5 separate regions of the Homo sapiens genome follow, and regions 1, 2, 4 and 5 are each linked to region 3. The links are chromatin contacts, found by Hi-C in ENCODE. All regions are on one chromosome and are shown on one strand. Each heading gives the region's core, a stretch centred on a gene start or an enhancer-like site at or near the end of the contact. The rest is flanking DNA. Distances are from core to core; before and after follow the strand shown.

The links. Hi-C counts contacts between places; a loop is a spot of excess contacts on that map. Pooled maps may share reads with other maps.
Region 1: a pooled map shows a loop between it and region 3 (6-fold over the local background). The contact joins the promoter of HYCC2 here to the promoter of FZD7 in region 3. A Hi-C loop is called at or near these places in 6 of 50 pooled maps.
Region 2: a map of naive thymus-derived CD4-positive, alpha-beta T cell shows a loop between it and region 3 (13-fold over the local background). The contact joins the promoter of CASP8 here to the promoter of FZD7 in region 3. A Hi-C loop is called at or near these places in 3 of 168 maps with a recorded cell type or tissue (CD4-positive, alpha-beta T cell, CD4-positive, alpha-beta memory T cell and naive thymus-derived CD4-positive, alpha-beta T cell) and 11 of 50 pooled maps.
Region 4: a loop to region 3 is called in a map of CD8-positive, alpha-beta T cell, with 5 times the contacts of the local background. The contact joins the enhancer-like site here to the promoter of FZD7 in region 3. A Hi-C loop is called at or near these places in 5 of 168 maps with a recorded cell type or tissue (B cell, CD4-positive, alpha-beta T cell, CD8-positive, alpha-beta T cell and 2 more), 5 of 37 single-sample maps with no recorded cell type and 13 of 50 pooled maps.
Region 5: a map of CD8-positive, alpha-beta T cell shows a loop between it and region 3 (6-fold over the local background). The contact joins the promoter of NBEAL1 here to the promoter of FZD7 in region 3. A Hi-C loop is called at or near these places in 5 of 168 maps with a recorded cell type or tissue (CD8-positive, alpha-beta T cell, gastrocnemius medialis and naive thymus-derived CD4-positive, alpha-beta T cell) and 13 of 50 pooled maps.

Annotation. Positions count from the first base shown.
Region 1 is chr2:201,070,376-201,073,075 of GRCh38, reverse strand. It overlaps HYCC2 (hyccin PI4KA lipid kinase complex subunit 2), which reads left to right and starts at 1,405. Exons shown (of 13, transcript NM_001321623.1): 1 at 1,405-1,466. NDUFB3 (NADH:ubiquinone oxidoreductase subunit B3) reads right to left here and starts at 1,075. Exons shown (of 3, transcript NM_002491.3): 1 at 1,017-1,075. RefSeq lists enhancers at 553-1,176, 1,313-1,402, 1,423-1,692, 1,177-1,802, 1,793-1,932.
Region 2 is chr2:201,259,178-201,261,877 of GRCh38, reverse strand. CASP8 (caspase 8) reads right to left here and starts at 1,342. Exons shown (of 9, transcript NM_001372051.1): 1 at 1,265-1,342.
Region 3 is chr2:202,032,537-202,035,236 of GRCh38, reverse strand. It overlaps FZD7 (frizzled class receptor 7), which reads right to left and starts at 1,382. Exons shown (of 1, transcript NM_003507.2): 1 at 1-1,382. The coding sequence starts at 589. RefSeq lists enhancers at 341-460, 1-498 and silencers at 1,061-1,140, 1,251-1,800.
Region 4 is chr2:201,235,197-201,237,896 of GRCh38, reverse strand. It overlaps a transcript of CASP8 not described here. Among named protein-coding and RNA genes, the nearest start is that of CASP8, 24 kb to the left of the region's middle. Within about 2 kb of position 1,361, at least 7 of the 41 ENCODE cell types and tissues checked have a DNase peak (open chromatin) inside an H3K27ac peak, as active enhancers do; they include CD8-positive, alpha-beta T cell, where a contact is called at or near this core.
Region 5 is chr2:203,013,547-203,016,246 of GRCh38, reverse strand. NBEAL1 (neurobeachin like 1) reads right to left here and starts at 1,372. Exons shown (of 56, transcript NM_001378026.1): 1 at 1,265-1,372; 2 at 1-91. RefSeq lists a silencer at 1,271-1,500 and an enhancer at 1,139-1,692.

The DNA of each region.
Region 1 (2,700 bases), core at 156-2,655, 960 kb after region 3:
TGTCCCTGTAAGGAACCTTTCTAGACATTTTATTCCTAATCACACCCCCCGCCATGAAAATTTAACACTACATATATACTGTATAACTGTTTATATACTGTGGCCCTTTGGAGGGACACAAATCATTGTAGTAACTAAGATTCCGACCCCGGCCCCACCAATTTTCAACCCCTTGAAATGTAAAATCACCCCTGTTAAGACTGCATGTTCTAAGTTATTGGCAATGCTTTATTTTCTAATCTAAGAGGTGGATACAGGAGTGTCTGCTTCTGTTAGTTATAATTTTTTAAAATGTATGTTTTATACACCCTTCTGTATATATACTTGACAATAAAAAATAAAAATAGAAAAATTGACTTAAATTGTGCTGAGGACTGAAAAATGGTGGTTATTTCCGTTTCAGAGCAGCTCAAATAATAACAGTAAGGAAATTAGTTAAATAAAGAAAAAACATGCAACCAAAAATTTTAAAAGCTATCTATGTCTGAAGTGAATCTAAAAGTCTCATGAAGATCAACCTCCACTAAAGGAAGCTGGCTCTAAGAAAATGTGCTGGTATCCTTTCCCTAAGAAAGAAATAAGAAGATAATGCTACTTCCACTACATGCAATTTTAGTTTACCGAAGACTATCAAGTATATATCTTAACTTCCTCGTATTAAAAACTGTGATTATATGAATATTAGAACATAAAAAACAAATGAACTGTTATTACTTTTAGTGATGCTGTTCTTCTGCCTTTGCGATCCAAAGGCAAACAAAGACAATTTTGCGTGTGGCAGAAGCGGGAACAAGCACCTGGATTTAACAACTACAGTAATGATCACTGAATCCTCCAACCACCTCTTCCTACCCCAACTCTAAACTAGGACTTCATTAGTTCTCGCCTGCTAGTTCTTTGATCTCCCTCCCAGCCTCCCATCCTTCTCCATTTAGTCTCTCCTTTTCTGCACTCCCCAGAATAGAGTCTAGCTCTTAATCCTAATCAACGGGCCTCCCACCAACTCCCTAATTTACCTGACAGCAATCTGACCTCTCAGGACACTCAACTCTGCAACCGGAGCCAACCGGAAACGGAGGTTGTCACCTCGAGTTTCTCACGGCAGGAAAGCGGAGAAGCCGCTTAACGTTCCGATACTGGGTTAGAGATTCCTGAATCAGGTAGAGACTACATGAGGGACGCTGGAAGTCGATTATTTTCCCAGTATATGTGCATCCTCAATCTGACTGAGGTAACAGATACTGTAGAAAAGAGAAGGGCGGGGAAGATAATATGTTGTCCTTGCTTGGGGACGGAATCCTTAGACACCGCACACAGGGCGGGGCTGCCGGCATACTGCAGCCAATAAGGGAGGCTGTTGTTGAGAGCGTGTTCTCACCCAATGAGAGGGTTGGTTGTTGCGCTGCAGTTGGCAGGCTGCTGCGGGAGGCGGCGGCGGTAGGAAGCCGGAGACAGCAGGGTGACAGGTAGGCGGCGGTGCTGTCTTTGGGGGAGGCAAAGTGCTAGATGAAGAGGGGTTTTCTTCTCCTTCGGCCGCGGAAACTACAGACGGGAGCTGGCGAGGGTGGTCTGGAAAGGCGGTAGCCGGTGTGTTGGTGGTCCCGGAACCTCTCGTAAACCAGGTAGCATCTTGGGAGGGTCGTGAGGAGGAGAAGGCGGCAGCCGAGGCGGGTGGAAGCCGAGCCTTGTGGGGCGACGTGGGGGCCCACCTAGGGCGTGGGGGCTGCGGTGGCGCCAGCAGAGAGGGAGGAGAGGCGGGAGCAAGGCGGTGTCGTGAGGGCTGAAGGGATTCTTTGCACAAAGCCCCAGGCGAGAAAAGGACACGGCATTGAAGACAGTTAAGAGAAATCCCAGTGATTGCTTCTTAGGGCCATTTCCTGGGGGTGGTGAGGGGGAGCGGAGAAGAAAAATATTTACTGGCGGTCAGATTCTGAACACTCATTATTGCTGTACATTATGTAATCTTTGGCTGTTATTTACCCAAACAACTAGGTTGTCCCTCCTGGGAGAGGAGGTCTTGCAACCTATTAATGTGTTAGAACACTTTTTTCATTGGCTTGAGTGCCATTTACATTGGCAGGTTCTCTAGGCGAAGGGTGGTAGCATGGAGGATAGAGTAGTCACGAAGAGCTTATCCCAATTATGGACTTGACAGATACTAGTTTGCGATGAATGTGGCCAGGTTCATGTTTTGTAGTTCGTGAATTTATTTGAGGGTCAAGGCTGACAACATTTTTTAAAGATCTTCAGAAAAGTGGGGAATCCTTTAAAAATGTACAGTAGGAGCTCAGTGTAAGTTGGAAAATGACTAGAAAATTAGTTGGTAGATCCCTTCCTCCCCCCAGGATATTGTGGAAGTTAGGGACTGTGCAAATAAGGTGGTGGTCTGAATATGGGGAAAAAAATAAACTTTTTTTTTTTTTGAGACGGAGTTTCGCTGTTGTTGCCCAGGCTGGAGTGCAATGGCGCGATCTCGGCTCACAGCAACCTTCGCCTCCCGGGTTCAAGCCATTCTCCTGCCCCAGCCTCCGGAGTAGCTGGGATTACAGGCATGCGCCACCACGCCCGACTAATTTTGTATTTTTAGTAGATACGGGGTTTCTCCATGTTGGTCAGGCTGGTCTCGAACTCCGGACGTCAGATGATCCGCCCGCCTCGGCCTCCCAAAGTGCTGGGATTACAGGCGTGAGCCACCGTGCC
Region 2 (2,700 bases), core at 93-2,592, 770 kb after region 3:
TCATCACAATCATTCCAGTAATATTCTAGCAGCATCCTAGCTCTTGCAGTGATAACTAAAAAGCAAAACATGCATTTGCCATCGGAAGCAGAAACCTGCATCTCATCCGAAGCTTGAGAGAACCTGAAAGCCACTCGCTCTCAGGCCCAAACCCCTAACCGGCAGGTAGTATTGCCACTCCCTCCAATCCAGGCTGGCTGCCTCAGACTGCGGGCTGCCCCGGAACCTGACAGACATCCATTCTGCACGCACATGATGTCCATAACAGGGCGCTGCAGCCACGGCATTCAAACAACCCAGCAAAGGTGTCCAAACCTCAGCAAAACATATAATCCCATCATTTTCAAACAGAATGAAACTTGCAACTTCACCTGTAAATTCTTAACCCCACAAGTGCAGGTCTCTGATTGTGTCTATCTAGTCTTCCCATTATATTGTTTTTTGAACTGTTCTGTATCTTTTTAATTTTTTTTTTTTTTTTTTTTTGAGACGGAGTTTCGCTCTTGTTGCCCAGGCTGGAGTGCAGTGGCACGATCTCGGCTCACCACAACTTCCACCTCCCAGGTTCAAGCGATTCTCCTGCCTCAGCCTCCCGAGTAGCTGGGATTACAGGCATGCGCCATCATGCCCGGCTAATTTTGTATTTTTAGTAGAGACGGGGTTTCTTCATGTTGGTCAAGCTGGTCTCAAACTCCCGACCTCAGGTGAACCACCGCCTCGACCTCCCAAAGTGCTGGGATGACAGGCGAGAGCCACCACGCCCAGTCTTTTTTAATTTCTTTAAAAAATAAATAATTGAATTAGTAGGACCACATGGGTGTGTTTGTGTGTATGTGTGTGTGCGTTTATGTTGGCAAGTGTGTATGTTGGTGGGTATGTGTGTTGGTGGGAGGATAGCTGTAGCAGCAAAGTCAGTAGAGATTTAAATTTTGGCTTCTATTATTTCACAAGTTTGACTGGGATCAGGATGAGGCCTTTATACAAGTAGTTAAACTTGCAGCATTTCAGAAGCTCCTAGGACTTCATCAGTCTAAGCTAGAATGGCCTTCAGATCTGGAAACTGCACGGCCCTCGGCAAGGCTCTCAGAGGGACTGCTACCTCTTACACTAACTTCATGGTTTCCCCATCCACACTCACATACGAGGATCACCTCCATGGCCCCAGGGCCACCCGATCTCACTCTCAGCAGCCTAGAAAACTCCAGAATCAAAGGCCTTCCTCCCAAAAGGCCCCTCTGACCTTAACAAAGAGGCAAATCCTTACCTTACTCTCACGATGGTAGCACCTTCGTCACAGGCCTATCCACTACCATCTGAGCATCTAAGACAAGAGCAAACGTCTAATGAAGGACGGAAGGGCACAGCCAGCCAGCTCTACTTCCTGTTTCGAAACTCCTGAGTCACAAACACTAGAGGGGAAAGAGCGCTTACCACTTGCCCCTGAGTGAGCAGAGTGCCTTCTAAAGCTTCTAAAGCTGCAGGAAAAAGGCCTGGTGGTCCAGGAGACCGCACGCAGGGCACCTGGCCACCTGAGCACTGGCCCCTGGCTGTGACTTTGGATGGGCCATTTTACCTTTGGGGCCTCATTTCCACATTCCAAAACAAGGACGTTGGACTGGATTGTAACTAAGAACACTTTCATTTCATATTTAGGATTTAAAGATTTTTCTGGGTTCATCATTAAGACTTTAATTTTTTCATTCAATGAATCTTGATGGAGCACCTCAGAGAGGTCTTGAGATTGGACACTGCAGAGCCCTCTCATCTTGGTTCTCAGGGTGGCTGTGAACTTTCAGAGCTAAAGCCCCTGGTTTAGCCAAGGAGCATCTCTGTGGCCCCAAGGTCACCAGATTCCACCCTCAGCAGCCTAAAATACTCTAAAATTAAAAAAAAAAAAAAACTCTAAAAAGAAAAAACTCTAAAATGAAAAACCTCTAAAAAGAAAAAACTCTGAAATAAAAAAATTCTAAAATGAAAAAAATCTAAAAAGAAAAAACTCTAAAATGCAAAAACTCTTTGGTAAGATGGTAAGTCCATCTTACCAAAGGTGATCCTTGTATATGAGTGTAGCTGAGGAAACCATGAAGTTAGCTGAAAGCTGGGTTTACCATCTTATCAAAGAAGCAAATCCTGGGGCCCTCACCATGTTGGGCTCTAGGGATATACCAGTAAACAAAATATTGCCTTCATACTGAGAGTTAGATGAAATGTTTTCTGATATTAAAAGTAGGAAAAGAAAATCAAACACCTCTCTTCTTTGAAACTGCCTTTTGTCTTTCCCCAAATAGAATATAAGCTTTCAGAGGGTAGGGACTCATAGCTGAGAAGACTGAACGAAGTATCTGAAAAGGACTCTTCACCAGAGAGGGCTAGGTCAAGATGGCCTCATAATATCAATGCCTGGATGGCCACCGTGGCTCATGCATGTAATCCTAGCACTTTGAGAGGCCAAGGTGGGAGGATCCCTTGAGCATAGGAGTTTGAGACCAGCCTGGGCAACAAAATGAGACACCATCTCTATGAAGAAAAATTTTTTAATTAGCCAGGTGTGGTAGCACGCGCCTGTGGTCCCAGCTAATCTGAAGGCTGAGATGGGAAAATTGCTTGATCCCAGGATGTTGAGGCTGCAGTGAGCCGTGATTGCACCACTGCACTGCAGCCTGGGTGACAGAGCAAGACTTTGTCTCAAAAAATAAATAA
Region 3 (2,700 bases), core at 133-2,632:
CCCCCGGGGGCAGCGCGGTGAAGGGCAGGTCCGGCAGGTAGGGCGCGGTAGGGTAGGCAGTGGGGCCGCCGCCTGGGCCCCCGGAGCCGTCCGACGTGTTCTGGCCCACGCAGATCTCGCCCGCACCGTGCACCGGGAAGTTCTCGCAGCGCAGCCGCTCGGGCCACTGGAAGCCGAACTTGTTCATGAGCGCCTCGCAGCCCTGGCGGGCGCGCTCGCACAGAGAACGACACGGCGGGATGGCCTGATCGAGCACGGTGCACACGGGCGCATACATGGAGCATAAGAAAAAGCGGAGTTCGGGAGAACACTGCACCTTCACCAGCGGGTAGAACTGGTGCACCTCGAGGCCCGCGTCCTCTTGGTTCGTGTGGCCCAGCAGGTTGGGCAGGATGGTCTGGTTGTAGGCGATGTCCGTGCACAGCGGGATGGAGATGGGCTGGCAGAAGCCGTGGTCCGGCACGGAGATGCCCTTCTCTCCGTGGTACGGCTGCGCCCCGGCGCCCGCGGACAGTGCGCCCAGCAGCGCCAGCACCAGGGCACAGAGGCCCAGGGACGAAAGCGGAGCGGCCGCGCCGGGGTCCCGCATCGCCGGCCGCGAGTGCAGCGGTGCTCTCAGCCTGAGGAGTGCGACGAGGCGGTTGGGAGAGGCTTGGATGCGGGGAGGCGCCGCCGCGCCCGACGCATGAGAGTCCTCACGGCGCCGGGGCCGGGCCGTGGGCGGCGTGGAGCAAAGGGCGCTGCCGCCTGGGTGCCCGCGCCGCGAAGGCGCCGCAGACGCCGCCGCCCTGCACTCGCAGGGCCGCCGGGGGCCCAAAACTCGTCAGCCTGGGTTGGGGGCGCCGAGGAGGGCCGCCTCGCTCTCCCCGCGGGGACGTAACGGTGCGGCTCCCTCCGCCGCGAGGAGCAACAAGCGGCTCCGGCACCCTTCAAAGTTTGCCCAAGACTCTGGACCCCCGGCGCACCGCAGCGCGCACGCCCCCCGCGCCTGGTCCGGTCCCCGCTAGGAGAACCCCTGCCGCCGCCGCTCGCTCGCCCCGGCCGCCGCCTCCGCGGTGCTGCCCCGCCTCCTGGCCTCGAGGCTCCGCTCGTCGCCGCCTCCTTCGCCTCCTCCTCCACACCCCGCTCCTTCTTCAGCCCCAAAAGCTCGGCCCCAAGTTTCAGCCAAACGGCCGGCTCTTGCTGAGTCCGATCTCGGCCCCGGAGTCGGGAGCACGGCGAGTTCTTTTTGGAAACCCAGTCACACTGCGTCCGAAACCGCGAGGCGCTCGTGCCCGCGGCCTGGCCCCGGCCCCTCCAGCCCCTCGCAGCCCCAGCAGCGAGTCCTGGCGCCCGCCGCCGCCGCCGCCGCCGCCGCCCGCCGGGAGTGAGCGCCGACTAACGCCTCGGAGTCGCGCTGGTCGCCAGAAGAAGCGTCGGGCTCGCGGGGTTCCGGGCCGGCCCGCCCCCTCCCGTCCCCTCCCGTCCCCTCCCCTCCCCTCCCCTCCCCCCCCATTCACAAACCACTCCGGGGGCGGCCCCAGGCCCCGGCGGCCCAATGGCGGCCTTTGTTTTTTCGGTGGCCGCCTTCGGATTGGGCGGAAGTCGGAAGGGGCGGGCGCGGGAGTGGCGGAGGCGGTGTCCGCGGCGCTCTGGGCGGATTCCTGAGGGGAGGGGCGGGGGACTGGGAGGGAAAAGTTCGGAAAAACTTTTACCCTGAATTCGCTCAGGGACGAAAACGCGCAGAAAGGGAATTTGCTTCAAAGATTTGTTCCTCTTCCTGGTGCACTCAGATGCGCATTCCTGAGCAGGGGCGCCTTCGCCAGCGGCGTTTGAGGGGAGCGAGGACCGCGCAGCGCCCCTTCGGGGAGAGACGTGACCAGGAGTCGCGTTAGGACTGCAAAGGCTGGCTCTGGCGGGGCTTTCGGGTCGCCGGGTCCTCAATGTGGGGTTTGGGACGGGACGAGAAGGGGGTGCGCCTTGCGGATCGCCTCTTTCCCCCCGGACCCAAAGAGTCCACGCGAGGCCACAGTCCCCTCTCCCCTCCCCCGAGTTATAAAAAGGAGGAGGGGCCGCCTCCGAGGAGAAACCCGAGTCGGGCGGAGGGGGCCGAGTGACGGCGGGAGGAAGGACCCCTCGGAGGAAGGGCCCGAAGCAGGGAGAGCGGGGAACCCGGGCTCAGGCCACCCCGCCCGCGCGCACGGCCTGGAGTCTGGGGAACTGGGGTGACTCTAGCGAGGTTTTAAGGAAACGAAGACGGCGTTGGGGAGACTGGTTCTAGAAGTAACCTGAGACCGAGCGCCCAGGAACACTCTGTACGACGCGCCGGGCGTCTCAGTGGCCCCGTGTGCCTTGGTTCTGCGGCGTGTGCCCTTTCGGGATCCCATCTTCGTTGCAGAAGCAACCATTTGATCCTCCATTTAGAATCTGCGTAGGAATGTTTTAATGCGTCTTAGAAACCAGGCTAATTAAAGAGTTTTCAAAACACAAAGCGGGGTTATCCTCGTTCTCGGGTAGCGTTTTCTGATTGGCAAACGTTCTTTTGTTCTCGGTTAAATCTTCGTCTTGAGCCAGGCGCTGGGCGCTCGCGCGCGCTCTCTGGTTACTCCTGCGGGGGTCATAAGTCACCAGGGGGCCTCTCCCCTCTCTCCGGGCTGCCAGGAATATCAGGAATTCCCATGCAGGAAAGTGACATGTTGAGAAGGAAAAGAAAAAAATCAA
Region 4 (2,700 bases), core at 112-2,611, 800 kb after region 3:
TAGCTGGCTTTTTAACCCGTGTCATGCCTGACATCTAAACATACTGCTTGATCACTACACAAGGCTGGCCCACAGACTGCTTTGGCACAAAGGCCAAAGACTACTAGGCTCAACGTTAATTCCTGTCTTTCTGGGCCAAGATAAAGCCAGAAGACACAGAGCCATCCACTGATGCACCAGTAAATTAATGACTTTACAAACCAGCATGCATTCTTGCGGGGAGTGTGTGCAAGTGGGAAAAAAACTGTCTGGATATCAAAATCAGTCACCAAGCTGTATATTTACAACTTGTGAATTCTTCAGTATTTATGTAAGGTTTCGATACAAATTTTACACCAGAAAATCAACATGACTCACTCCAGTCTTCTAATTTTCTATTTTTCCTCCGAGACCTTGCTGGATGTTTTCTTTTCTTTTTCTTTTTTCTTTTCTTTTTTCCTTTTTTTTTTTTTTTTTTTACTCTGAAGATCTACTGGAGAGATGTTTTCATAAAGATAGAGAAAAGGGTCTGGACAAGGTGGCTCACGCCTGTAATCCCAGCACTTTGGGAAGCCGAGGCGGGCAGATCACTTGAGGTCAAAAGTTTGAGACCAGCCTGGCTAACATGTTGAAACCCCATCTCTACTAAAAATACAAAAATTATCTGGGCAAGGTGGCAGGCATCTGTAATCCCAGCTACTCAGGAGGCTGAGGTGGGAGAATCTTTTGAACCTGGGAGGCGGAGGTTGCAGTGAGCCAAGAACGTGCCACTGCACTCCAGCCTGGGCGACACAGCAAGACTCTGTCTCAAAAAAAAAAAAAAAAAAAAAAATAGAAAGGGGTCATACTGGGGAAAAGGAACAAACACAGACGCACTGAAAAGAATCCAAATGGTTAAGAATATGACAAAGAGAATCAGAGACTACGAAGATTTAATTCAGGAGGGTGGGGATAGAAATAATTTGACACTGCTCTTCAGCTAAATTTATTCTTTACTTGAAAACTTCTGTCTGGCCAGGCACAGTGGCCCACGCCTGTCATCTCGGCACTTTGGGCAGCCGAGGCAGATGGATAGCTTGAGCCCAGGAGTTCAAGACAAGCCTGGGAAACATGATGAAACTCCATCTCTACAAAAAATGCAAAAATTAACTAGGTGCGGTGGTGCGCACCTATATTCCAGCTACTCGCAGATGGGGAGCTGAAGTGGGAGAATCACTTGAGCCTGGGAGGTTGAGTCTGCGGTGGGGCCAGGGTTCGGTAAGCCGAGGTCACACCACTGCACTCCAGCCTGGGCGGCAGAGCCAAACTCTTGTCTCTAAAAAAAGACTTTTTAATAGAATTTTCATGTTGGCTTGCTGCCCTCTGGTGGAATTATTAGGGTTTATCACAAACACTGTGGAATTCACTCTGGCAATGACCACTAACACAAAATACCGATGGTTCTTGGGCATAACTCTCCCCCTGGGGAGTTAGATCTTTGACTTCATGGCGTCAGGAATTTGTTATTGGCCTGGACAACAGAAACATGTCTGGAAAATCCCCAAATATTTGGAAATGAAATAACACAACTCTAAATAATCCATGGGTCAAAAAAGAAATCAAAAGGAAATTATGTAGTATTGAATTAAATTAAAATCAAAACAAAATATCAAAATGCATGGGATGCCGCTAAAGCAAGGCTAGGAGAAAATTTACAGAACTAAATGCCTAAAAGGAGCAGGGGTGGGGAGGGGCAGGAGGACAGGATTCAAGAGGGCATACGAAATATTTTGGAGGTAATATATATGTTCACTATCCTGACTGCAGTGATAGTTCCACTCAAATATATACAGTCATACGTCACTTAATGACAGGCATAAGTTCCAAGAAAAGCATCGTCAGTGATTTCGTCATTATGCCAACATCATAGAATGTACTTATGCAAAACCTAGATGGTATAGCCTACTACACACCTAGGCTATATGGTCTAGACTATTACTCCTAAGATGCAGACCTACAAAGCATGTTACTGTATTGAATATTGTAGGCAATTGTAACACAATGGTAAGTATTTGCATATCTAAATATATCTAAACATAGAAATGGTACAGTAAAAATACCGTATTATAATCTTATGAGACCACCATCATATATGTGGTCGGTCATTGACTGAAATGGCACATGAATATATATATGAGTGTGTCTATATGACTGTCATATATGTCATACATATGTCAAAACTTATCAAATTATATACTTTATATGCCATTTGTTGTATATCAATCATATCTCAGTAAAGCTGTTTTAAACAACATGTGGCTGTACTATTAGGTAGTACAACTCAAGTGCAATTACTAAGAGAATACTAAAAGCATGCATAATTAACAAGCTAATAAAGGAGTAAGGTGAACTTTCTAAAATTACTTAATTCGTCTAAAAGAAATCAAGAAAGTAGAGAAAAGTGAATTGATGCCACGAATAAAAAACAACTGGAAATATAGTAGATTTTAGCCCAATTATATTGACAATTACATTAAATGAAAATGGACTAAATACTGTAATTTTAAGAAAAGTACCTTCCAGAATACATTTTTCTATAATAAAAGAAAAACTTGAACAATACACCACTTACGGCAGACACATTTCAAGTATAAGAACACCGAAACACTGAAAGTATAAGGATGGAAAAAGATGTACCAACTGATATCATTATACTAATATCACATAAGGCAGACATAAAGG
Region 5 (2,700 bases), core at 123-2,622, 980 kb before region 3:
AATGGACTGTCCTCTGGTTAAAAACAAAAAGGCAATTTCAGCAGTCACTCCAATATATCTTCATCAGTGGTAGTTGGGCAATTAAATAAATCTGTGAAAGAGAAAAACATCCACAGGTTAGAAAAAGAGGCCATACTAAAAAATCTAGACTTATCAAAAACTAAAGATGTATCTTCTTCACTTCCCACAAACAACCCGCTATACTTTCACATGGACTGATTAGATTTCATAGAAACTTGTGTTTCAGGAAAACATCACAGCTAACACAGTATGTCCACCATAGAATCCTCTAGGGCAGACAGACTCCTAGAGATGGGTACATGTTCATAACCAAGAATGCGTCCAGTGAGAATAAGGAGCAAGACTCCCTTCCCACTCATACCTTTTGTACAGATACAAGGAAAAGGCCCACATCTCAGACATTTCAAATACATCAAAGCTCTTAGAATGTTCTTGTTCTGGTCTCCTCTTCAAAGTTGTTGGGGCCAGGCGCGGTGGCTCACGCCTGTAATCCCAGCACTTTGGGAGGCCCAAGTGCGTGAATCACCTGAGGTCAGGAGTTCGAGACCAGCCTGGCCAACACAGTGAACCCCTGTCTCTACTAAAGAAATACAAAAAATTAGCCGGGCGTGGTGGCGGGCACCTGTAATCCCAGCTACTCAGGAGGCTGAGGCAGGAGAATTGCTTGAACCCGGGAGGCAGAGGCTGCAGTGAGCCCAGATCACGCCACTGCACTCCAGTCTGGGCGACAGAGCAAGACTCCGTCTGGGGTGGGGTGGGGGTGGAGTAGTTGGGACTGTTTGCTGTGTTGCAGGGCAGGGCGTGGGGGCGGGGGAGGAATTCCCAGTTCGTTTGTTCTAACAATCCTCGGAGAGTGGAAGTCCACCCGCCCACCTGGCCTCTCCACCTTTCCATCCAAGAGAAGTGGGCACGCACACACCGGCGAGGAACTTCCCAAAGAAGCATCCAAGTGTTTGGGGGAATCTTTTAATTTCCTCCTCACATCCCAAGACAACCCAAACAGAGGCAAACTTAAGGTGTGCCGAGCTGCCAAGAGAAGCTCTAGAACTGAGGAATGCGGACTCGGCGTCTCCCGACCGCGATCCCAGCCTGCACTACAGTATCGGAACACTCCCTGACAGCCTAGCCCACTCAAAGCCGCCCCTCACTCTGCAGCCCCTCCACCACCAAGCACCGGGGCCCTCCCATTTCTTGCCATGCCGCCCCCTCTTCCCAACGGCCCGCTCCCCATCACCGGGCTCACATTGTGTGCCGCGCGGCAGCCGCCGCCCGGCAGCCGTCTAACTGCTTCCCTCGACCCCTTCCCAAGGCGAAGCCCCGTGTCACCCCGCAGCCAGGCAGACGAGCGGGCGGGACATGGGGGCGGGGCGAGAGGCCGGGAGGAGCAGGGGGCGGGGCTGCCCCCTGGGCTAATCATTTCGGCCGCTGAGGATTTACCCAGCCGTTGGGCGGCAGCTGTTCAATGGTCGCGTAGGCTGGGGATGGGCGGGGTGACCTGAAGCCCCGCCCCAGCATACCTGCGCAGCCGCAGTCGACAGGCTCTGGCTGCCCATCCCTTGGCGGGCGCCGGCCGCGGCACTGAAACGAGCCTTCCCTCAGCTGGACATGGAGGAGGGCTGACGTGCTGACGTCTACGCCCGCCCCGCTTTTCGCTGATGGCGTCATTTCCGTGAGTCATCTGAGGGCGTGAGACCCTACGGTGTTAAAGGGGATTTTGTTTCACTTATTTGTAGAACCGGGATTGGTTCTGGGAATTTAGAGTAATGTAAAAAGACAAAACACACACAGACACCCCCCAAAAACTCCTCTTTTCCTTTTGTGCCTGCTTTCGTCGTCACCGAGTGTCATATCCAAAGGGCTTATTTTACCACCACTAAAGACTTCGAAAGGGTTTTTCTTTTTCAGAAAAGAAGCAAAAGGCTTTACTAACTATAGACAACTTTCAGAGAGATTTGGTTTTTGTATAAGGAAAGAAAAACGCGTAAGATAACTCACCTTTGTTAAACATTTCCACAACTTTTTATTGTGAAAGATTTCAAGTATATTCTAAAGTAAACTAGTATAACGAAACCCTGTATACCGTCACCCAACTTCAAAAATGATCAACTAATGTCCCATCTTGTTTCATTTGTAACAAGGATCCACAAATTGCCTGTGAAGAGCCAGAGACGAGGCGCAGTGGCTATCGCCTGTAATTCCAGAATTTTGGGAGGTCTAGGCGGGCGAATCCCTTGAACCCAGGAGATCAGCCTGGGCAACAGAATGAGACCCTGTCTCTGCAAAAGAAATTTTAATTAGCTTGGCGTGGTGGTGCACGCCTGTAGTTCCAGCTACTTAGAAGCTAAGGTGGGAGAATCGCTTGAACCTGGGAGTGAAGGTTGCAGTGAGCTCCGATGGCGCCACTGTACTCCAGCCTGGGCGACAGAGCGAGACACTGTCTCAAAAAATAAAAATAAAATAAAAAGAGCCAGACAATAAATGTTATAGGCTTTGCAGTCCATTCTGGTTGCAACTTGCTTAACGAAAATCAAAAGAACAATATTTTGAGATGTGAAAATTAGACGAAATTCAAATTCAAGTTTCAGTGTCCTAAAATTTTAGTGGAACACAACCATGCCCATTCCTTTAGTATTGCCTATAGCTGCTTTCACTCTACCATGGCAGAATTGAGAGTAGTTG